Regions from separate parts of the Homo sapiens genome. Here region 2 is linked to region 1. A link is a loop called in an ENCODE intact Hi-C map of the cell type or tissue named here. Cell type or tissue: dorsolateral prefrontal cortex. All regions are shown on one strand. Links, peaks and the distances in the headings refer to the core of each region. The heading gives the core; the rest is flanking DNA.

What was found. Hi-C counts contacts between places; a loop is a spot of excess contacts. Peaks named below come from ENCODE experiments on the same cell type or tissue, not always from the same donor. Only the 100,000 strongest peaks of a DNase experiment are listed, where the experiment ranks them.
Region 2: it touches region 1 in a loop (7-fold over the local background); 6 of 110 quality-filtered maps call a loop at or near these places.

The regions. Positions count from the first base shown.
Region 1 is chr15:80,563,691-80,573,715 of GRCh38, reverse strand. All of the region lies in intron 12 of ARNT2 (aryl hydrocarbon receptor nuclear translocator 2), which reads right to left. Among named protein-coding and RNA genes, the nearest start is that of ARNT2-AS3, 5.8 kb to the right of the region's middle. In dorsolateral prefrontal cortex, for the core only: CTCF peaks have their summits at 5,662 and 5,861 (motif pointing left); a DNase peak (open chromatin) is centred at 5,805; H3K27ac peaks cover 3,407 bases.
Region 2 is chr15:81,249,847-81,265,671 of GRCh38, reverse strand. IL16 (interleukin 16) reads right to left here. Exons shown (of 19, transcript NM_172217.5): 3 at 5,792-5,900; 4 at 1-13. Among named protein-coding and RNA genes, the nearest start is that of IL16, 61 kb to the right of the region's middle. RefSeq lists an enhancer at 304-373. In dorsolateral prefrontal cortex, for the core only: a CTCF peak has its summit at 8,492 (motif pointing right); no DNase peak of the experiment used is centred there.

The sequences.
Region 1 (10,025 bases), core at 1,465-9,464:
AGAAACTGAAGTTCAAAGAGGTTAAGTGGTTGCCAAGGTCAGCCAACTGGCAAATGGCTATGACAGAACAGAGCCAGGGTCTGACCTGATACTTCTGACTCCAAGGGGCTTTGCTGCCTGCTCCATTTGGGGAAGAAAAAGACTTGCTGGAGGAAATGGCGGCTTTACTGGATTGTTTTCAAGGGAAAGTGAACTCTATAGCTCAGAGCCTAAAAATGGGGCAAATGACAGGATCCTCTTCAATTGTAAATATCATTAAGAAGGACAGGCAAAAAATTATTAGTGGTACTATGCAATTCAAATTACTAACAGACATTACTCCCAGCCCAGCAATCAATTTAAAGCATATGAACAGACAATTCAAGCAAAATAAATAAATAAATAAAAGGACAAATATACATGTACTGTATGTACCTATAATAACGTATATATAATAGATACAATAAACAAGTCAGGGAAACATTTTGCCATTAAAATAATCAAAATAAATGTAAATTAAAACACCTTTGAAGTATAATTTTTCAACTGCTAAGTTGGTAAAAATATGTTTCACATGGTGGCTTTGCATTGAAACTACCATGGTCACACGGTGTTGGGGAAGTGTGCATGGCACGACCTTTTCGGAAAACTATGGTGACCCAGATGAGGGACTGTGGACTTGCTCACACGCTCCCAGGTGGTCATCCTGCTGCTGAGCTGTAGTAAGGAAATTATTCAGTGGAAGGAAGTAAGAGCTACCCATGCAAAGTTGGCTGTAATCAGGAGTGACTTTGTAAATCCTGAATATTAATTTCCTGAGTGACTATTCCACAGCACTGACAGCAACCACTGTGAAGATCGTCTGGAAACACAGGAAGGTATGATGAAAGGTGTGGAAAAGTTCAAGTGCAGCACAATATATTATGCACGCTGCAATTATGGCCACAAACTATGTGGGTGAGCAAAATTTAACACCAAGAAAAACAATCTCTCAAGTGTCTGCATTAATTAGGAAGGTTATGGATTTCCTTTGTTTACGTCCACTGTCTATTTTGAAACAAGAAGGATCACAGTGGGTCTCCTCTGACACGTTCGTGGTCCCACTTTTTTCACCCATGGCTGTGTCCTGGACTGGGTGGTGGGGAACCCCATGGAGGAACTGCCCACAGGCCACCTCCCCTCATCTGGGTCTGGGATGCAAGGAGGGCTGGCTAGATATTCTGTGGGTAGGAAGAGAGGGGAGGGTGGGAGAGGAAGCCTTTGTTATCTAGGATGAGGAAGTGGCTGGTGGGGAGGAGCAGGTGTGGAAGGTAGACCAGCTTCCTGGGGAGGAACCACCAGGAATGCATGGCTGGAACACTGTAACAAAACTGTAAACAAACTGTAACAAAAACTGTAACAAAATTGTAACTATCAGCAAAAGCACAGGCTTGGTGAGAATCTGGAGGCCCCCATCCAGGAGAAGGTGGTGTGTGGCCACCGTGGAAGGAAGGCAGAGGTAACACCTGCACCCGCCCCTGTGCATTTGCCCTGGCCCCCTGCTAGGTGCCTGCATTCATCCTAACTCACCTTAGGCTCACAGTCACCTTGGAAATAGGTTTGTTTTTTTTTTTAATTCCCTTTCCGCATGAGGAAACTGAGGCCCAGAGATGCTAGAGGTTTGCAGAAAATAGATGGCACCCTCAAAAGGGATGATTAAAGAAGGTTTAGGGAAGGGGCTACTTAACAGGTGTGGCCATAAATGGACAGGTGTTTACATTATCTCATCCAATCCTCACACTAAGCTTTCAGAGTGGTTACTTCACCCCCATATTAAAGTTAAGAAACTGAAGTTCAAAGAGGTTAAGTGGTTGTCAAAGTTGGCCAACTGGCAAGTGGCTATCACAGAACAGAGCCAAGGACTGACCTGATACTTCTGATTTCAAGGTGCTTTGCTGTCTGCCCCATTTGGGAAAGGAAAAGCTTTCATAGTTGTTATACTAGGATGGTGAAGAGCCCCTAGGCTAGCAACAACAGGAAGCCATGACCATCCCTAGGGCCAAAGGGACAGGGGGAGTGAGCAGCTATCAGACCTGTGAGAGCCGTGGTGAGCAAGGCTGCCTAATACCTTTTACTCTTCCACTCTTGTTCCTTTGTTTCCAGCCAGTCCCTCCACTGGCCAAACTTAACCAGGACAGAGATCAAGGGATCCCATTTGGCCCTTTCCACAATGGTTAACTTCAATCTTCCTCCCAGGCAAACAGGCAAGGCAGAGGGTGCACCAACTGTGTGTGGTAGAAACACAATCACCAGGCTGGTAAGTGGTGAAGACTGAGCAAGACTAGATTTTCTCATTCCAAGTGTAGGCTGTTTGGATTACACAAAAGATGCATTGCTATTTACCAACTCTCCTCAGCTCCTAAGAAGCAAATGCACACAAGTGATCTGGTCCACAGCTCCTCTGATAACAGCAACCCCCAGTACATCATTTCTTTTGACAGGCAACTGGTCAGTCTCTGCTTGACTTTCTCTGCTAGAGAGCTCACTACGTTTTGGGGCAGCCTGATCCATTTGCAGACAGAAATACTTATAAAAAGCCTGACCCCTAAGGAGCTGAAATGTACCTCCCTATAACTTTCATCTGGGGAACAACTTCTGCCCCTGGAGAAACACAAAATAAGTTGGATTCTGTTTCTAAACTCTTTTACTCGGCATTATAAAATATGTATGATCTGAACGCCATTTCCTCCTCTGGCCATGCCGTCTGTGCTGATGGCCCTGGTGTGTGTGTGTCCCCACCATAAGGGAAGGCCTCCTTGAAGGGAACCCCAGTTGGAGGACCCTGAGAACATTCTGTTTCGAATTCAGCCCAGAAGAGTCATTCATTCAGTGAACTGTACGGAACTCTTTTGCCAGGCACCGGGGACAGACTGATTGCTCAGAACCCACAAGATCCCTGCCCTCATGGAACTGACAGTCTCCAGGGAAAGACAGGCGTGGGCAAGCAATTACAGTGTGGTGAGTTAAGATGACGCCTCAGGAAGAACAAGGTTCTATCCAAGGGTACAGTCTGCCTCCTAATGTCGGTGTGGGAGCCCAGATAAAAGGAAAAGGATAAAACCAAAAGCATGTGATCTCCCACCAGGCAGTCTCAGCCCACACTTGTTAGACCAGCAAAGTGGGAGCACTAGAAATAATTTTCCAAACAAATTGATATTTCAGAAATTGAAAAATGAATCAGTATAATCAATAGAAAAAAAAAGCATTACTTTCTCTACTCTCTTATTCTTACTTTATGGCTTTTGTTATGTTTTGCTTTGATTCACACCTTGGGGGCACCGTCACCTTCCACTTAATGTAGGACTGATGGCCAGCACTTTGTCAATATTTTCACATCTCTGCAGTATCCTCATTTTAGAGATAAAGCAACTGAGACATATGAGGAAAGTGTAGATGTAAGTGTCCAGGGTGTGAACTATGGGTCCAGAGTAACAGTTAGAATGTAAATGATGCATCCAGGGCGACATGGCTAGAATGTAATTGATGTGTAAAGGGTACATCCGGGTGACATGGCAAGAATATGGAACACATATGACTCAAACCCAAGTCTGTCTGGCTGTTGGCCTTGCGGTCTTTTTACTCTGGCCTAGGCTGCTGCCCCAGCCCAAGAGAAATACCCATGGCTATAACAAGGACAATTATTCCATGTCTCCCATTCTAGTACCTTGGGCATCTTGAGCCACAGGAAAGAGAAAAATCTGTTCCTTGGGACTTTTGTGGGGTTGAAGCAGTGAACTCCCCATGATGGCAGCAATCCATGAACCATTCTCTGGCCCAGGCCCAGAATCTCAGAGACAGGACAGGGACCACTGTGCGCAGTTGTGTAGCTGTGCCCCGGATGCCTGGCCAAGGGGCGAAGTGGGGCACAAACCTGGCCCTCTCCACTCACACACCTTGGTGCAGGTCTGTGTTTGGGGAAGGCCCATGTTTCTAATGTGGATAAAGGCTGTGATAAGGGTTCTTGGTATTAGGCCGGGGGTTTGCTTTCAGTTCTGTTCCTCTTTGGGCTCCTAGACCAGAAAAAGCTCCTTTCACTGGGAAGCAGAAAAATTAGGTCGCAGGTATGGCTGGCAAATCCCCAGGACCCTAACTGCTCTGGCTCTGTGGTCGGAACATCAGCATCTCCATCCCACAACCTTTGGGTTTCTGCTTCCATAGCTGAGCATGTGTGGAAGAGAAAGTGCTGACCTGCAGGCTGCCCCATCCTGAGAAGAGCCCTGGGGAGTTTTCTCAGACATTTCACGGCAATGGTATAAAAATAAACCTCGGTGTGCTTGCAAATTCCAGAGAAGGAGAAAGCAGGGCTGCTCAGGAGAAAACTGACTGACAGCACATGCGAGGGAAGTGGGTTCCTACCACAGCCAGTGCTGCCCTCCATTAGCTGGGCTACAACGGCTGAGGAGTAGAAAGTGAATGCATCAAGTGCGGCTTCCTGCCGGCGAGGTGCAGGAGTCCGGGCAGATGCTGTCAATTTTCCCTGATGCTCCCTGGACAGGGGTTTTTACTCAGCCTGAGTAAGTGAGCAAGAAGCCATGAAGCGGGCATTCTGAGGTAGCTGGAATCATGTCCCTGGGAGTAACTGGAAGCACACTGGGAGGCGTCTGGGGATGGAGGCTAATAATATCCACCCTGACTGAGCACCATCTGCATGCCTATTGTGAAGGACTCGAAATACTTGTTACAGGGTTTGGAATTGATTCGATCAGGGCAGGGAGCAGCACGGTCCAGTCAAGCATGTGTGTGCACGCGCGTGTGTGTGCGCGTGTGTGTGTGTTAGAGCTCACTTCCTGGGCCACGTGGACTGGCTCAGCAGGGGCCTGATGGAAGGCAGGGGAGATGGTCAGGAAGACCGATGATCACTTGTGAGACGGCAAAGGCCTCAACTGAGGCAAGGCCAAAGAGGCAGAGGAGGAGATGCGCTAGAGAGAATCGCAGGTAGAACCTGTGGGGCTCTGGTTCTGTGCCAGGTTGCCTGTTGAGGTGAATGAGAGGGAGGGATCCAGGATAGCTCCCAGATCTGGGGCTTGGTGACTGGCTGTTTCAGCCCCTTACTGCCTCTACGCTCTGCAGAGACCAGGAAAGCAGCCTTCCTTTGACTTCATTTGTACCCACCCCTATGCTCCACTGCCTGCCTAGGACCAACCAGGTGGCCACTGCTAAGCATGACGAAGGAGACGTGATGGTGAGTCAGCTCGAGAGAGACTCCGTCATGATTCTGGGCATTCTGGGGTTTTAAAAACACATGCACACACACACACATACACGAGCACGACCAACAGGTGTGGTTATGACAACGTTGGAACAATGCTGTGACAGGAAATAGGACTTGGCCTGAACAGACACAAAGAGATAACTTCAGATCACTCCCCTAAAAAGATGTCAGAAATGAAGAAAGCACAGCAGCTAGGTCGTGCCCATGTAAAAACGCTGAAATGACTCAAGCTAACAAACAGCCCCAAATGAGTCTTGGCCCCCCAGTGCCAAGGCACGTTTCAAAGTTGTGCTGTGTGACCAGCACGTTAAATCAGTCTGTGTTTTTCTGGACCTCATTCCATATTTGATGGAACAGGAAAAAAAGCAAGGATGATAAAGAGGTCTTCTTTGTAGTGGCTTTACACAAATGTTCAACATTAAACACTCAGTTTCTCCAGGAAGTTTCTTTTGGATGCTTTTGACTGAAAGCAACCGAGCTTGCAAATTGCCCACACTCCACCCTCGCCATCCCCTCCCCTCAGCACAGAGCATTTAAGGATCTTTCCATAACAAGTCTGCCTACTGCTGGCAAAGTTTCGCCTCACAAATTCAAAAAAGAGCTGGCCAGTTCACATCCCTGATTGTCACTGCCCTCTACCGTCCACAGTAGACTTTTCCAACCAACTTCACCAGTGTAGGACCTTTCAGTTCAGAGACACAGATTGAGGCTTCTGGTGTAACTGTGCCCTGAGGGGGCATCCTGATCCGTGTAACCTCACAAGCTGCAAAAGCAGTTGTCTGGAGGAACTACGTAGGCCACCCCCTGTACAAGATGGCTTTTCTGTTTTCTCAGTGCTGCCTGACTTTCAGAAAAATAAAGCAAAACCTCAGCCAGGGGGCTGGTTTTCACAGGGGGATCTTTACTTTTCTTGCAAACCCCACTGCAGTGCTACCTCCTGGGGATGCTTTCTCCGAGGCCCTGCGGGGAAGTATTTATTCTCTGCCCCCATTGCATTCTACCTGTCCCTCCCGTCTGCCCCTTCTTACGTTCTTGGAGCTCAAGAACGTTATGGGAGCTCAAGTCTTAGCCTGGAGTGGCTGGAGCAAGGGGCCATGACAGGAGGTATGAGCCTGGGACAAAGCTATGGCTTGAACAGATGCTAAGCAGATCCAGGCTGGCATTTAAAGCTATGTCTTGAACAGATGCTAAGCAGATCCAGGATGGTGTTTTCCTCCTCCTCTCCCTTTGGGGCTCTCACCGCCCTGCACCTGGCTCCTTCAGGTCAGTGAGCACATCCTGTTACCCTGTCTCAAGAGCTCCTGAAAGGCCCATGCTCAGCACCCTCCATAACCCATCTGTTGAACAAAGGAAGCACCATGGAATCCTGAGCCCTGCTTACCTTTACTCCCGTTTCTCAAGCTTCCCTATTTTCTTCAAGGCCGGGCCACACATGAGCCTGGCACAGAGGTGGTACCTCTCTGCTTCCTGAGTAAAGAAGAACCACCCTTTTCCCATGTTGGGAGAAGTGAGACAATAAAACATCCTTAATTTGGCCAAGCTAACTGAGTTTCACTAGATAAAATCAGAATAGAAAATAGTAAAATAGTATTATCTTTTTGCACACCTGGAACTATGACTTAGTACATTTGTTCCTGCTCTACTTACAACCAAGAACGTCTTGACTAGAAGGCAAAGGTAAAAAAAGAATCAGAATATCAAGTCAGCCAAGGGTGACATTAACAAAGAGGAGCTGGTTGGACAGAGTTTGGGTAGAATGACCAGTGAGAACAGGTTATTTCATATGAGTTATCCGAGGCTGCTGGGACAACAATTTCAATACCTTCAGGGCCAAAGCCAGGCTGTAAGGTGCTAACAACAGATGAATGGTGAAGAAGGAGGTTCCCACAGACACGTCTGGCAGGGCCAGGTGGGAGGGGAGCTTTGGTGGGTTGGCCAGACAGGGATTCTCCGAGATCAGGAAGTCAGGTGCCTATGTGAAAGCCCAAGAAGGAGCCAACAAGGAGGATGAGACAAGAAGGGAGGGTCACGGGAGTCCAGGGACGTGCAGGGAGATGAAGAAGGTGCAGAGTTTGGCCCTGGAAGGAGGAGGCTTTGCCTCTGCTAGATGCCAGAAATGGAGGAGAGGAGGGCATTGAGATAGATACACTCATGAACAGGAAGAGAATCACCAGGAGGGTCCTGGTGTCTCTGTTTGTTGGAAGGCAAGGTGATCTGCCCAGAGTTAGAGGAAGAAGGCAGGCAGGGCATTTAGAAGACCAAACATAATCTAGGGCTGCAGGCAAGAGCTGGCCCAAGAAACTGCCAAGTCGCTGCAAAGGGTGGCAGGGTTGCTGCTGCTGGTGCTGTTGACAATCTCAGTGATAGTTACTGCAGACCACTTTTACCGGGGCCGACTCTGCCTGCTATCACAGTAGAGTGCTTCATATGCAGTAGCTCCATGCAGAATCTGCAGAAAAATTCTATGCTTCTGGGCCAGTACGTTCTGTCATTCTCCCCATTTTACAGATGAAGCAACCGAGGCTTAGAAAGAGTAGGTGACTTGCCCAGTTGGGAGCTGGGGTTGGAATGCAGGTCATCATCTAATTAAAGAGCTTCTGCACAGAAAAAACAAACAAACACAACCACAACAAAACTATCAATAGAGTAAACAGACAATCTACAGAATAGGAGAGAATATTTGCCAACTATGCATTTGACAAAGACATGATATCCAGAATCCACAAGGAATTTAAACAAATCAATGAGAAAAAAACAAATCCCATTAAAAAGTGGGCAAAGGACATGAACAAGATACTTCTCAAAAGAAGACACAGAAACAGCCAACAAACAAATGAAAAAAATGCTCATCATCGCTAACCACCAGAGAAATGCAAATCAAAACCACAATGAGATACCATCTCACACCAGTTAGAATGGCTATTAGTAAAAAGTAAAAAAAAAAAAACAATAACAAAAACAAAAACAGATGCTGGCAAGGTTGCAGAGAAAAGAGAATGCTCACACACTGATGATGGGAATGTAAATTAGTTCAGCCACTGTGGAAAGCAGTTTGGAGATTTCTCAAGGAGCTAAAAACAGAATTACCAGTCAACCCAGCAATCCCATTACTGCATTACTGGGTATATACTCAAAGGAAAATAAATTGTTCTACCAAAAAGACACTTGGACTTGCAGGTTCATTGCAACACTATTCCTAATAGGAAAGACAAGGAACAAATCCAGGTGCCCATCAACGGTGGGCTGAATAAAGAAAACGTGGGCTGGGCATGGTGGCTCACACCTGTAATCCCAGCACTTTGGGAAGCCAAAGCAGGCAGATTGCCTGAGTCCAGGAGTTTGACACCAACCTGGGCAACATGGCAAAACCCCATCTCTGCTAAAAATACAAAAAAATCAGCCAGGCGTGGTGGTGTGTGCCTGTAGTCCCAGCTACTCGGGAGGCTGAGGTGGGAGAATCACCTGAGCTCAGGAAGTCGAGGCTGCAATGAGCCCATAGTGCCACTGCACCTCAGCCTAGGTGACGGAGTGAGATTCTGTCTCAATTTAAAAAAAAAAAAAGGAGAAGAAGAAGAAAATGTGGTACATAAATGACACAAAATATGCAGCCATTAAAAAGAACAAAACCACGTCCTTTGCAGCAACATGGATGCAGCTGGAATCCATTACCCTAAGTGAATGAATGCAGAATCAAAAAACCAAATACCGCGTGTTCTCACCTTTAAGTGGGAACTAAACATTGGGTACTCACAGACATAAAGATGGGAACAATAGACACTGGGAGGACTACTAGAGAGGGAGGGTGGGAGGGAGGGAAGGGGTGAAAAATCACCTATTGGGAGCTATGTTCACCCTTTGGGTGATGGATTCAGCTGAAGTCCAAGCCTCAGCATCATGCAATATATCCATGTAACAAACCTGCATATGTAACCCCTGAATCTAAAATTAAAAAAAAAAATCCAGGTCATTGGCCCTCTGAGGGTTCTCTCATGGGCTTGTCTGTCCAGCTCTGTGACTTCTGGCCCAGGAGCAGGGCAGAGGCTGAGGACTCAGAGGGTGGTGTTGCCTGGAAAGAAGGTTACTTTGTGGGGCCCAGATGGGAACTCCCAAATCCAAGGGGCTCAGAGACGGCAACAGAGGGCAGAGCCAGGCAAGTTCTGAGAGTGCCAGTAGGCTGTGGTGACCGCCTGGAGGCTTCAGAATCCCAGGGAGGCTACCGAGAAGGGATGTCAGCAGATGAGGAAGAAGAGGTGGTAGGGTTGGAAACAGGTCCCCCGACTGAGTGCTGAACTGGGGAAAATGATGGATGCTGGTGCCACTGACTACGATGGTGAGACATGGGGACAGTTCTCCGGATGCCAGCCTCATCTCATACCCTTGCATGCTACAGTCCTCCCGACACACTGGCCATGGCTTCCACATGCTTGCGTTTGCTTGGACATCCTTTTGTCCAAATGTCTTTGTGTTGGTTCCTTGGCCTTGTATTTCCTTGAGATTAAATGCAGAGGAGGCATGACCTGTTCAAGGTCATGCTCACTGTGCTGGAAGTTGAACCAAGTGTCTGGCCTGTAGCTTGACTTCATTTAATCTTTACAGCAACCTTATGAGGGAGGTGAAGAGAGGAAGTGACTTGTTCAAGGACGCACAGCCAGGAAGTGGTGTGAGGTCTGCTAACATGCATGGAACACAGGAGTGGTGATTCCAGCAGAGATCTTGGGATCCTCGGACCCTGGGCAGGGAGGAATGCTTCCACGGCTGGGCAGCAGGGAAATCATGTGTCCTTGAGGTGCCTACA
Region 2 (15,825 bases), core at 4,505-12,504, 690 kb before region 1:
TAGGGATTAACACCTAAACCAGAAGAGGAAAAACAGCAAGAAATCATTTGTGCTCTCAAAATGCAAAGTTCAACTAAGAACAATATCAGCCCCTCATTAGCCAGGGGCCAGTGTGACTGTAAACCACTTAACACCCTGTGCCAGGTGCGTGGTGGGGAGAGGTGGCCGCGGAAGACATGAGCAGCATTGTCATGATCTCCACGCATGCTGTCTGTACTGCAGGGTGCAGATGGGACTCTCACTTCCATTTTACCTCCATTCAATGCAACAAGAGTTGACAGGCATTTCCTGCAAGTCAATCAGTGTGCTGAGCTCTCAGAAACCACAATGCTGCATCAGATCCAGGCCCCGGTGTTTTCAATCCCAACCAAGGAGAGAAAGGAGGAAAACACAAAGGTTTCCGAGGACAAGCACAAACAGGCGAGACCCAGTAGGAACAGGGGCAGGGGAGATCCTATCTGACTGGCTCTTACACAGGCACTCACACACAGGGATACACACACACGGAGACAACTCTTGATTCTTTGGATATCTGCAAAAATGCAAAGCGACAGGCTTCCTCTACTTTGTGGAAACCACAGACTTCCTTTCATCCAACCGGGAACTCTACCCTACCTCCCTACCCTACCACATCCAGCTGGGAAAACCTTCACAGATGATCTGATTTAACCTGTCATTGTCTACAACAGTGCTTCCCAAATGAAATATAATGCCAGCCACCTATGTAATTAAAAAATTTTCTAGTAGCCACATTTAAAAAGTGAAAAGAAACAGGAGAGATTAATTTTAATAATATATTTTATTTGGTCTGTTATATCTATTGTTCTTTCAACATATAAATAATATGTAAAATTATTAGTGAGATATTTTACATCCTTTTCTTCTTGCACTTAGTCTTTGAATCCAGTGGGTCTTTGATACTTTCTGCACATTCTGTTTGAATAAGTCACATTTCAAGTGCTCAAGACTACATGTGGCTAATGTGTTGGGCAGTTCCGTTCTAGAGGCCAGGAGAGGGGCAGGGTTTGCCTAGTATCCTGAGGGCCAAGTGAGGCTCGAGTGAATGGACAGGCTTTTGTGAAAAATTCCCCTAGAGGAAAAGGTAAGATTGGTGGTAGTTCAAAGGAAACACAGGATGGAGCAGGGTTGGGTTTGCTTTTATTTTCAGGATGGGAAAGACTTAAGCTTATTTATAGGCTGAAGAGAGGAAGCCACTGGCCAGGGTAGCTTGAGAAGAAAAGAGGAGTGGTATCTCTGAGGGTGTGAGATCCCTAAAAGGGGATGAGGAAAGGAACAAAGACAAGGTGAAGAAGGGAGAGGTTTTGGTCCATCGGGGCCCAGAGAGTGGCTGGGGAAACCTGCCCCTGCAAGAACAGCTGCTCCCAGCAGCTGCTTCAGCGCAAGTAGGTGGCCCTCTCTGAGTTACAGGGACCAACTGCTCCCAGATGGACCAGGAGGGAGAGGAAGCCAGAAGATTCAGAAAACCACACGCTGCAAAGAGAGGACACAGAATCAAGAAAGGGGGGTGAGAGGAGAGGCTAGACATCCTCTAGTGCTAACTCTGCCTGTGCATTATATTTATCCGGAGTGTTTAATAGAAAGGTAGATTTCAGTGCTCCACCCAACCTATTGATCCATATCTGCACGTTTCGGGTCTGGGGAAACCTGTATGTTTGTCAGCCTGTGCAGATGATGCAGGTGGCTCGTCATTTGTCCTTTGGGAACCCTGCTGGAGTTACTCCTTCCTCTATCAGTGAGGAAATGGAAGCCCAGAGGGTTCCGGATCAGTGAAGAAACAGTCTGAGGCATGACCTCAGCCTCCAGAATCCCAGTCTCCCTGCATTCTCTCCATCCACAGCAGTGCAAGGGTGACCTGTGACTTGAAGGTGGCCAGTGGTGCATGCTTTGGGTTCAGAGGGAATGAGGATGAACAAACAGGCTGCCAACTTGGAATGGTTCACAGAGCAGATCAACCTGACCTCAGAGCCACAGGAGAGCCCAGTGCAACTGCTCAGGCCACACCCAGCTCCACTTGTGTGGGGGTTCCAGTTCCCACTAGACATTCAGATCTGTGGGGACGCAGACCAGAGTCAGGACAGAGTGGGTTCTCCAAAACTCTCCCTGGTCTGGGGTCGATTTCTGTGCCCACTTCGGCCCACTGTTTCAGAACATTGCTTGTTGACGCACTCCAGCCAACTAGGAAATGTACCAAAATTATCATCTCCATTGGGGGAAGTTTAAACCAGTTAAGTGTAGAGTATTAAGTGAGTTAACTGAAAGCTGGTTATTACAACCCAATGCAAAAAAAAAAAAAACAAAAAAAAATAGTTTTTGAAAGGGGAGCTATATATTGTCATGATTATATACAAAAAAGCTATATTAGAGCTACATATTGTCATGAGTTTATAAAGTTATGTTGAATTACAAAATGGAAAAATCCATGGAAAAGGGATGAATAACACCAAGCTAACTTCTTCATCTTTCATGAGGGGGACAATTTGGAAAATGTTATGTCAGATATTAATTAATTGATTAAACTTAATTGGGTAATTAATTAAAACTTAAGGAAATCAGAAGTAGAGACAATAATTAAATAAACCTTTCACAATCATTATAGCAAGAGGCCAAGAACAAACAAATGGCAAGGAATCATCAAAATAAAAAGCATAAAAAGAGCTAAGTAAAAATAAATATGATCTATAACACTGATTTCAACTATCTGAGCTTCTTTTCTTTTTTTAAAATGGAGTTTCACTCTTGTTGCCCAGGCTAGAGTGCAGTGGCACAATCTCGGCTCACCACAACCTCTGCCTCCCAGGTTTAAGTGATTCTCCTGCCTCAGCCTCCTGAGTAGCTGGGATTACAGGCGTGTGCCACCACTCCCGGCTAATTTTGTATTTTTAGTAGAGACAGGGTTTCTCTATGTTGGTCAGGCTGGTCTCGAACTCCTGACCTCAGGTGATCCACCCACCTCGGCCTCCCAAAGTGCTGGGATTACAGGCGTGAGCCACTGCGCCCGGCCTTAAGCTTCTCTTCTTAAAAAAATTGCCAAATTTGCTTTCAGGGACCTAACTGCATATCGTTTGCATGAGATTAACAAAACAAACAAAAAACGCAAAATAAAAGGAACTGATTGTAAATAAGTGATGCTAGAATAATTCTCTATTCATTTAGAAAAAAAAAATCTACCTAGATTCTTACATCATATCAAACACCAAAAATAAACTACAGATAATACAGTAAATTTGAGGGAAAAAAGATAAATCATTTACAAATTAGAAGTATATATAGTCACAGACTTAATAGTTATCTGAATGTGGAAGTAACTTTCACATTAAAAAAGAAAAGATCAGTAAACTTGATTACATAAAGATTAAAACACCTTAATGTTAAAAAATTAAAATAAAAGCAACGAACTGGAGAAAGTATTTTCAACAAGTATGACGTCAAATATTAATTTAACCAAGAGGCTTTTTATAAATTAATGATAAAAAGATGATTATTTCAGTAAAGAATAGGCAAACTCACCAAAAACAAAATAAATAAATGAAGGAATGTTTAACTTCACCTGTATGAATGTTTAACTTCACCTCTTTTCGGGGGGGCAGGACAGGCTCTCACTCTGTTGCCCAGACCAGAGTGCAGTGGCACAATCATGGCTTACTGCAGCCTCAACCTCCCAGGCTCAAGGGATCCTCCTACCAGCTGGGACCTCAGGTACGAGCCATCATGCCTAGTGGGTTTTCTTTTTTTAAAAAAATTTTTTGTAGAGACATGGTTTCACTATATTGTCCAGGCTGATCTCAAACTCCTGGGTTCAAGCGATCCTCCTGCCTCAGCCTCCCAAAGGGCTAGAATGACAGGCAGAAGCTGTGGCAGCCAGCCTAGGTACTTTTTTTTTCCATCTATTTTTATCAGTGTATCAATCAGGGTTTGGGAAGAAACAAAAGGCACACTCAGTTGGGATTCTGAGAATTGGGTAAAGGAGCCATACACAGAGGGGTGGGCCGGGTTAGAAAAATAACGAGGCCTATTGAGGTACCAGACACTGTTACCACCCCAGGCTTGAAGGAGTAAGGTGGGGAAATGGTGTTACCAGAGCCCAGTGGGCACTGGAACCGACAGGCCACCCTAACACAATTTACTGTCATAGAGGGGCACAGCCACCACCAGCACTGCAGCACCAAGGTGGGGGAGCAGAGGAAGAAACACCCTGGTGGCTCTCTTCCCCCTGCCAGTCCTCCATTGATGCCTGTCATTGACTGAACTCAATCAGAAGCCAGAGAGCCAGGGAGCCCTGGGGATGCCAGGGAGCCAGGGAGCTCTGCGGGGTTCAGCTCCCAGGGGGCAAGAGGGCCTGGCTTCAGGGGCACGTGGCCTGCACAGTCACCTGGGGCCCTGTGATTGAAGAATCCCAACCTGGTTCAAAGATTTTCTTCTACCTTTTTGAAATTATTCATATATTTTTTGAACAGCAATCGTGCCTTTTCATTTTACAGTGAGTCCTACCAATTGTATAGCTGGTCTTGGCTGCAAAACAAAACAGTAAAAAAGCAAAGAATGGGTGAGGGAGAAAGGGAAAGGAGAAAAACCTGTAAATCTGTAAATTGCTGTAAAGCAAATATTTATCAAAAATCATAATCCCATGTGAGCTATGATTGAAGAAATAGGTATTCATATATATTATTGAAAGAATATTAGCTACTGAAATTTGGCAATACAGATAAAAAGCCTTAAACTACATCTACCGTTTAACCCCAAATTCCATTTCTAGAAAATTATGCTAGAATAAGTAAAAATTGATGATAAAAAAGCAAGTAACTTTTTAAAAATATTTTTATTTCCAATAATAGGAAATCACTAAGGATGGTGCATCATACAGCAGAATCATGTGAGACTCAGAGGGGACTTGCCCAAGATCACATAGGTCACTAGTTCTGGAAGCGGGACCCAGATCCAAGTGCCTTAGCTCCCAAATGTGAGCTCTTAACCAGGCCACTGCCTTCTGTATTTTCTTTGAAAGATCATCACAAACTCAGACAAAATCTCATGTACCTATTCAGCAACTTGATTAGACTAGTGAAAACCTGAGAATGACTTAAATACCTAATAACAGGGATTTGGTTAAGTAGATTTTATAAATATCTAATAATAGGGAGTTGGTTAACTAGATTTCATAAATTCATATAATAAAATACCATGGATCCACTAAAAAATGGTGTTTTCAAGAGTTTCTGATGACCTGAAATAGTTATATATAAATAAATGCGTGTGTGAAGTTTTTTATAGCATATGTAGGCATAGAAGGGAAATAACTGAATATGTTAACATAGATGATCTCTAATATTATGATTTGGTGTGATTTTAATTTCTTCAGGTTTTTCTGTATTATTGCATTCTTCACATTTTCTTGACTTTGTACTAGCCATCTTCTATTTTCAGCTAATAAAAATCATGAGCTCTTCCAACCTCAACTTCCATCATATTGCAGCTAAGAGACAGAAGCCTTCCCAAGACCAAGGAGCATGTTAGGAGACACAGCAGGAGTAAAGCCCGGTCTCTTCTTCCCCACACCCAGGTCTTTCCAGCATGGCACTTGGAGCCATGAGGAGAGCTGGCTAGACAACACAGAACTCTGGCTAGCCAGAGCATGCACACACTATGAAGCTGAGCAGACTCCAATGCTAGTTTACTCCAACTGGACCAGAAGAGAGCCGCTATCCTCCCAATAGTCCTGCTATCCAGGAACAGCTGAGCTCTGTTCCTGAAGACATGTTGGGAAGACACTTACTGGTTGAGTTGCTGCGTGCCCTTTGGTGGCAGGCTTTAGGAAACAGGAAGTTACTACTTTGTGCTTCTAGTTTTCCAGGCTTTTCTCGAGAGGAAGCTGTGGAAGATTCCTGCAAAACAATTGCCGTCTTTTTATTCAGCAAGTTAGAATAGAAAACTTGTGCTTAGCAAAATTGGATTTTGACACTGACCATAGAAGTACTCAGATTATCTGTCTCCCCTACTGAAATGATAAGTACTATAAGAGCAGGGATTTAGAATCACCATCATCCTTTCACTCATAGACATACATTCATTTGTTTAATTACAAATATTGAATGAATAGATTACATTAATAGTAAACTAATGCGACACAAATTGAATGAATCCTTCAGCTATTAGATGTCAAGTTCTTTGTTAGACATTGTGCACATAGCTGTGACCAAGACAGACAAGGATGTTGATCTTGGAGAAAATGCATTTTAGTGAAAGATGACTGACAATAAACAAGCAAAATAAAGGTGAAAGATAATTACAGAGAATGATAAGTGCTCTGAAGAAAAGAACTAGAGAGCAATGTGGATAGGGAGCCTGGAAGGTATGTTTTAGAGAGAAAGATCGAGCAAGTTACATTGTTCTGGCATACCTGGCACATAACAGGCACTTGCAACTATTTGCGGAATGAATGTTATATAAATGGATTTCTTAATATTGAACTATCCATGCATTATTAAGGGTATTATGATTTTACTATATTGCTTATTACTATATGCAAATATTTAATTTAGGGCTTTTAAAAATCAATATTGTTAAACTTGCTTATGGTTCTCTTATCCTTTTTCTACCTTGCTGTATCAATCAAATATATATATGTTAATTTATTATATATCTCTCCTCATCCTGGAATTTTAGGGATGGGTGTAGGGATATGGGCTGATAATGAGGATGACGGTATTAATTATTTTATCTTTCTGAAAGTTTTCTGATTGTTATTCTATTTTATAACTTTGTTATCCACAATGATCTTGACTTAATTCTTGAGTTATATTGGTTTTATTACTCACTACCATAATCCTTGTGTGTGTGTGCACATGTTGTGTGTGCGTATATGCACAAATATATATATATAGAGAGAGAGAGAGAGAGCGAGTGACAGAGAGAGAGAGAGAGAGCGCGTGCGCGAGTGACAGAGAGAGAGCAGGTCAGGACAGGGTGGTGCTCTGTTGTCTGGCTGGAGTACAGTGGTGTGATCTCGGCTCACTGCAGCCTTGACCTCCTGGGCTCCAGAGATCCTCCCACTCAGCCTCCTGAGTAGCTGGTACTACAGATGCATGCCAGCATGCCCAGCTAGTTTATGTATTTTTTGTAGAGACGGAGTTTCATCATGTTGCCCAGGCTGATCTCAAACTCCTGGGCTCAAGTGATCCTCCCACCTCAGCCTCCCAAAGTGTAAGGATTACAGGCGTGAGTCATCGTGACTAGACAATCAAATTTTCTTTGCTCTCTTTTTATACTAATAATTTAGAAAATATTTTATAGTATTGAGTATGTAAGCAGTATATTAAACAACATACTTGGACTCATTTCCATACCAGGGTCAGTAATGAAACAGAAAACATGACTCTCCCTCATCTAAGATGAGATTTTGAGACAACTTTTACTTTCTTCCCTCTCCTCATCCTGAGATTTTAGGGATGGGTATAGGGATAGAGACTGATAATGAGGATGATGGTATTAATTACTTTATTTCTCTTCCTGAAGCTGTTTTCTGGTTATTCTATTTTGTAACTTTGTTAGCCACAATGATCTTCACTTAACTCTTGAGTTATATTGGTTTTATTACTCTACCATAATTCTTGTATGTGTGTGCACATGCTCTGTGTGTGTGTACATCTGTGTGTGTGTCTGTGTGTGTGTTTTCTTTCAGGAAAGCTCTCTGAATATCTGCATGTCTAGGGATGTCTTTCTGTGGCTGTCACATGTGAATGATTGGCTGAGTATAGAATCTTTGGATATTGGTTACTCAACTTGGAAACTAGATGGCTTAAATGCTTTCTGGGACTTAGTGTTTCAGGGTATAGTTTGTTGGAGACACTGACACTCTATTATAACTCTATCCTAACTGACTTAACTGCATTTCTTAGAAGCCAGGCTTAGCAATGCCTGGTTAATTTCATGTGCCAAGGGTTTGCAGAACCCAGCACCTGGTGCATTTTCCAGAGCAGAGGGAGGATCTATGCTTGCCTCTCGCTGTGTGCCAAATAACCCACCCTCAGCTCCAGCCCCTGCCACTGTGAGCTAGTAGGTATTGAGGGGCTCTGCTGGAATCCCTCATTCCCTTGGCTTTTCCCTCTTATGTGGTCAATGGCAGGCTAATGAGCCCTTCCCTCAATCCAATCTCACCTGCACTTTGTCGTGCAGAAAGTTCTCATGAGTTCCAGAATGTGTTGGCCCCTTTCCATGGTTTCCTGTTTCTGACATGCATTTCTCCCTATTTGTATATTCCTTTTGAATTTTGATAGAAATTTCTAACAGGTGGAGGAGTTAATCAAGTGTACTCTGTCGCCAACTGGAGCCAGAAGTCCACTCAGTCTTTTTGAAAAAGATTGTTTCCAGTTCTGACACAAGGGGATCCTGCAAGAAACCACATGTCAATTCCCTTTTATTTCTTAAACAAGTCAATGTTTAAAACTAGAGAACTCATCCTGAAGGACTCCTTTTCAGCAGCAGATGGTGCTATATTAACTTGGACAAAATTACCTTCTATAACCAGGCTAACCAGGGAATTCTTTTAAAGGGGAGAAAGCAGTGACTATAGAGAAGGTAGTTGAGTTCAGTTGAATTCTTGAGACTCTGTATTGCCAGAACTTAGCATAATGAGTCGTTCTCTGAATTCAATGCTTCATAAAACACAATATGCAAAAGATATTTCTTAGTTACAGTAGATTGAGAAGGTAATGTCCTGATTCTAATTTCAAGACCTCCCTCTGGCACTGAGAAGTGAAAACTTCTTTATGTAATCCAGTAAGACTATGAAAGTAAAAAATAAAATGTGATTTTATTAATTTTTTCGGGTCCATTGAGCATAAGGAAGCCTAGTAAAACAGCCAGTTGGTCTACTTATCCATGAGGAGCAAGCCCTATGTGCAAAGGATCTTTGAAATTTGTATTTTATCTCAAATATCTAGCTGCATGAGCGTAAATAAGTAAATGATGTGTACACAATACATCGAATACTAAGCACCTTTAAAAATGTAGAGTCTGGGTGCGGTGGCTCACACCTGTAATCCCTGCACTTTGGGAGGCCAAATTGGGGGGTTCACTGGAGTTCAGGAGTTCAAGGAGTTCAAGACCACCCTGGCCAACATGGCAAAACCCTGTCTCTACTAAAAATACAAAAAAACTAGCCGGCATGTTGGCATGCACCTGTGGTCCCAGCTACTTGGGAGGCTGAGGCAGGAGAATCACATAAACCTGGGAGGCAGAGGTTGCAGTGAACCAAGATCCTGCCACTGTACTTCAGCCTGGGTGACAGAGCGAGACTCTGTCTCAAAAAAAAAAAAAAAAAAAGTTTGTAAAGAGTTGTGACATAGGTATACCTGTGTTATCATAGTAAGTTAAAAAAAGATATTATCTAATGATGATGACTGACTACAATCATGTAAAATATACATAGAAAAAGGGCAAAAAGGCTGGAAATAAGTATACCAAAACAGTAACACTCATTCATTCAACAAATGTTTATTAAGCACTTACTCTGTACCAGGCACTGTTCCAAGTACTGAGGATGTGACAGCAGACATGAAACACAAGGTCTTGCTCTCATGAATTAGCAAGAGTGGGTTTGGGTGATGGGATTATGAATACTATTTTTTCACATGTTTCTGTATTTTCTATATTTTCCATAGAGAGAATATACTACTTTTAGAATCAAACCAAAAATAAATGATTACTTTTACATTTATTTCAATTGTCACATTGGTAGACTTAAAGCCTGCTTATTTTTAAACATCTTTCTTTTAATCCTCTTTGTAAGTCCTGAGTCCAAGGCACAGTTGGAAATTGCCTGGCCTGTAAAGCCAATTGATGGCAGGAGAATCATAGGAAGTGGAGCCTCTCCCTGCCCCGCCCACCCAGATTAGCTGTAAATACTTAATGCCGTGTTAGAGGGAAAGCTTTCTCTGGGGGTTTCAATGTTGGCTGTAGAAGGCCTTATCCAAAAGACACTGAACCGACTGGGTCCCCACTTGGCCCCTCAGTTCTCCACATTTCAGTGGCTCAGTCTCTTCTTTCCATGGCACCTGGGAACAGCAATCTCAGTTTCCACATGCAGGGAGGTGTAGCCTCTTGTGCATGCGCAAGGCTATGCAGATGAGTCCTTCTCCTTCCTTCACAAGTCTGTATCCTCCAACCAAAGCCATCTCAGACACAGATGACAGAAGGTTGTTCCCTTCCCACTGCCATGCAGCCAGTCTCTGAAGTAGCTGGAGGCTCCAGTAAGGTGTATCTCACTAGGCTATAATCAAGTTCTTTGACAGTTTTGTGAAATTGATGTGCTTCACTTCAACATGGCCGTGGTGTGAAGTGGCTCATTAGATGGCTACTATAGGAGAGAATAGAAATGTTCTATCTCGACCCAAGTTGAGGTCTAAGTAGCAATTTCCTATGAAACACATATAAAGCCATATGACTCCTAAAGGTTCCTGAAACAGAGGCAGTGCACACATTTTTGGACCTTCTGTTTTCTCGACACCAACAAGGGTCTAGTACTCATCTATACTCTGGGACTATTTCAAGTTATTGTTCAAGCTAAACAGTTTCTTCATCAGAAATGAGTCGTAGGGAAAGGGTCATGAGACCAGCAGCACTAACTCTCTCATGACTCTGAGCTTGTCAATTATCTGGGCTCAGTTTCCTCTTTAGTAAAGCTAAGGGGTGAACTAAACAATCTCTAAAATCACTTTCAGCTCTTTACTTTTAATAGTAACTGATGGTTATGTTTAAAGGGCACCTCTCTCAAATGATCACATGTCAGAACATCTTACATAAGAACAAAGCATCTGGTCTCTCTCTGGCAAGTATGTCCTGGGTGGAGAGGTTTCTCATCAAAGGATTCTCTGTAGGAGCCCCACGAACGTCTGCACAGTGTGACTCCCTCCCAGCACACAGAACAGAACTCTTCTGTTTCTGCTCTCAAGGTGGGGCTGCTGTCAGAGCTGAGGATTTGTCATCGAGGTCAGGGGCTGTCAAAATCATTTCTAAACACATTTTCCCTATTCTCATCAGAGACTGTGGCCCTGGGCAGAGGTTCTGTGGGTGATACACCCCGTAATTACCTGGGTAGCAGTCTCTCCATCTGCCAGTCCCCATGGCAACTGAGCGAGAAATGGGGTCAACTGTCCAGAGAACTCTTTAAATATTTTTTCCAAAGTTAGGATTGGTCATGTGACTGCTAGGGCTAAACAGTCAACTCCAAGAAATGGGGAAAAAAACAAAAACAAACAAGATTCTCATGCAACCAAGGAATGGACCCAGAATGAAGATGGAGAATTCTGGGGCATTGTGTCCTGCAAACAAGGTGATTCCAAAGCCTAAACTTCTCCCCAAAGATCATGACAATTCCATTGCTCTGTTAGGAGTGTTTATTTTTTATGTAGCCAGCCCTGGCTGACATCACTGGCATTACTGACAGAAGCCTGATGCTTCTGGAGTTGGCTGACTGCATTCCCCTTCCATCCAAACCTTACCATTTTCTCTTTGAACTCAGATGCCATAGCTGCTCCAGTCTAAGAGAACCACAAAATAGAATTCAACTGTCCTCCTGATTGAGGCTTATTTCCTGTGGTTGAATTGATCATACGGCTACAGGCTTTGATCCTCCAGTCATGAGGATAAACAAGTAGGCCCCAGCAGATTGGTTCTGGGATGGCCACATGTCATGTGGGATGATGAGGCCACAGATCTCCTGATATGGAGGGGAAGGTTGGGAACCAGAAATCTAAAACTTCTCAAGTTCTTACTCTCCGACCCCTGCATGACTGCAGTTCCCATGTCCTTATAATCTTACCTTCTCAACCTTCCCCAGCACACCCATTCCCACTGCCAATGGCATAGCTCAGGATATTTGTTTTAGATTGGACTATTATTAATACAATGCCCTAGGGGGTATAGAAAAACTATTTTAAAAATATATTTTACAAATAGTGCTGGGACAACCAGATATTCACATGCAAAAGAGTGAAGCTGGACTCCTCTATCACACCATACACAAAAAGGACCTCAAAATAGATCATAGATCTATATGTGAGAGCTAATACTATAAAAGTCTTAAAGAAAATATAGGAGTAAATCTTGGGTTGGGTTAGGGAGAGGCTTCTTCAATACGATACAAAAAGCACAAATGACAAAAGATAAATGAGCTTCATCAAAATTTAAAACTTTTGTGCCTCAAAGGACACCATCAAGAAAGTGAAAAAACAACCTACAGAAATGGAGAAAATATTTGCAAATCATATATCTGATAAGGGACTTGTGTATCTAGAGTATACAAAGGATGCTTACCACTCAAAAATAAAAAGACAAATAACCTAATTTTTATAAATAGGCAAAAAATGTGAATAGACATTTTTTCAAATGATATACAAGAGACTAGAAGCACATAAAAAGATATTCAACATCATTAGCCATCAAGGAAATGCAAATCAAAACCACAATGAGATACCACTCGCATGCACTAGGATGGCTATAATCACAACCACTTTATACCTGCTAGTGTAAGGAGGATATGAGAAATTGGAATGCTCTTACATTGATGATGGAAATGTAAAATGGAGCAGGGGGTTTGGAAAACAGTGTCAGTTTTTCAAAAAGTTAAGTATAGAGTTACCATATGATGCAGCAGTTCCATTCCTAGGTATATACCCAAGGGAAATGAAAACATAAAACCACACAAAAACTTGTACAAAAAAGTTCAAAGCAGCATTATTCATGATATCCAGAACATAGAAACAACCTGTGTCCATTACCTGATAAATGGATGAATAAAATGGAATATATCCATATAATAGAAGATTGCCAATTAAAATGAATGAACTGATACATGCTACAACATGGATGAGTCTTGAAAACATTAAATGAAACGAAAGAAGCCAGTCACGAGAGACCACATATTGTATAATTCTATTTATATTATGTCCAGAATAAGCAAATCTATAGATAGAAAGTGGATTAGTGGGTAATTAGGGATCGGGCAGGAATGAGGGGTATAAGGAGTAACAGCTAATGGGCAGGAGGTTTCTTTTTCGGGGGACAAAAATGTTCTAAAACTAGACAGTGGTGTGGTTGTACAACTCTGTAAATATACTAAAAACCATTTAACATTACACTTTAAATGGTTTAATTGTGTGGTATGTGAGTTAATATCTTAATAAAACCATTAAAAAATAGAATATTCACTCATCTATTCCTAATTTCCCTGCCTTTAATCTTTTCTCCCTTAAATTCCTCTGCACCTTGTTGCCAGCATAATTTTATAAAAATGCAAATGCTACCCATGAAACTTTCTGATTAAAACTAATGGCTCTGTCTTTCACGAATTCAAGTCCAAATCCAAACCCCTTGGTATGTCATTCAACATCCCTTCTCCTCTGACACTACCCAGATAGCCCCAAATCTCCATTGCACTTTGTTAGTCCACTTCCTACCAGTGAATCCTGGTATTTCCTGCTGTTTGTATAGTTACCCATCCATTCTCTCCTTCATCCTTCTGGAATCAATTTAGAATTGATTTACAGAACCTTTGTAGTGATGTCCCCAGACAAATAGCTGTCTCCTGAGAAAACCATGGACTTCTCCACCAATCAGACCCTAGGAAGGATTAAAATATCCATAGTTGTTTACAGTTGTTTTCAAACCTGATAGGACCAGTTTTTCATTGCTCTTCATCTTGACTCATCTTACGTGTTTTTCCAAACACATTACAGCATTATGTTACTAAGAAATTATTTCTGTTAATAATTTGGGAGAAGTTCCTCTTGAAAAAAAACTGTAGGTAATATTAAAATAATTGGCTATTTTTTTCCAGAAACAGTGTCTATATTTTTATTTACTTAATAGAAATGACTCTCAGTAGAGTTTCCATTATGCTAGTTCCAGTGGGATTTTTGAAAGGAGTAAGCAAAGTAATATATGCAATGACTATCAAGAGCCCTAAGAATCTAGTTAGTCTACAAGCAGTGCCAAGCTATTTTCCAAATATTCCTCAGTTCTGTCGCTTTCTTTTTATATTCTAGAAATTTATTATAGAAACTAACTGGACAAGGTGCACAAAGATGTCTATACAAAGATGTTCATCATCACATTGTTTGTAATAGAAAACATGGAGGGGGACATTCAATGATAGGAGAATAACTAAAGGTGTCATGACAGGAGACTTCTATGTCTGGTAGTACAGTGGATCCTTCTGCTAAATAAAAGGAAAAGAGCCAAGGTTGGAGGATTGCTTGAGGCCAGGAGTTCAAGACCAGTCTGGGCAACAAAGTGAGATCCATCTCTACAAAGTTTTTAAAAATTTTGCCAGTGTGGTGGTACGAACCTGTAGTACCAGCTACTTGGGAGGCTGAAGTGGGAGGATCACTTGAGCCCAAGAGGTTGAGATTGCAGTGAGGTATGATCACACCACTGCATCCCAGCCCAGTCAACAGAGAGAGACCCTGTCTCTAGAAACACAAAAACAAAAACAAGTAGAAAGGTTGCATGGGATGTAAATGTATCAACAAAATAGCAAATGGGTAAGGAATACCTGGAGGCCAAAAAGTAAATAAAAGCTGTACCATAGTTTTTCTGAGAAACAAGCAGAGCCCAGAAGCTGGAGGTTGCTCTGAGATAATTTGATGAACTGGTTGAACTTGAACTTTGTCTTTCATAGCCTTATGGGATATTGGGAAGAGAAGAGAAATACCAGTCCCTTCCTAGGAAAGAGAGTTTAACAGGATACTTCTCTTGGATAAAAAGGGAGCCCCAAAGGATTATATCTTCATTTTAAGTTTGAATTGGAAATAAATTAATCCCCTCCCTCAGGAAATGCATAAAAACAATTAATCTGGAAATGACCCTGAATGGAAGGAGGAAAATCTTCCCCCCAGAGGAATAATCATTACCAGATGGCCTTTTCAAGAGTTGGCAACCCTAATTAATACATATGGACATCTTTTTAAAGCCTCTAGATAAGAATTTAGTTTAAAATGATTCCAGGCTGGTGGTGCCCCAATACCTGGCAGAAACAAATTTGAATCTTCTCTGCAGGAACCAGCTTTGACTTCAGTCACAAAACTCCCCACAAGATGACAAAACATATGAGCTGTCACAGAAAAAAAAATCAAAGCAAAATAAAACATAAGATAAAACACACATTGAAACAAGGTCCTAGGTCAAGTGTGGTGGCTCCCACCTGTAATCGCAGCACTTTGAGAGGCTGAGGTGGGCAGATCACTTGAGGCCAAGAGCTTGAGACAACCTGACCAACACGGTGAAGCCCCATCTCTATTTAAAATAAAAAAGAAATAAAATTAGCCAGGAGTGGTGGCTCATGCCTGTAATCCCAGCTACTCGTGAGGCTGAGGCATGAGAATCACTTGAACTCAGGAGGCAGAGGTTGCAGTGAGCCGAGATCACGTCACTGCACTCCAACCTGGGCGACACAGCAAGACTTTGTCTCAAAACAAAAAACAAGATTCTAAGAGAGAGAACTACAAGGAGCAACACACCATAATCAGACCTGCGAAGACTTCCAATTATGGAGTGAGCAGACACAGAATACAATACATATTTAATATTTTTAAAACAAAAAAGAAGTGACTGAGAAATTTGAGAAGAGAGAAAATAAGGCTTCCCAGCCAACTTGAAAAAGAAGCACAAAATTTAAAAAAATTATTCATATTAAAAATTAAATAGATGGATGAAAAGTGTATTAGACAGTGTTAAAGAGAGGATGAAAGAATTGGAATATATATCTAACAAAATACTCAGATGGCAACATAAAGAAAACATAAAAGAGAG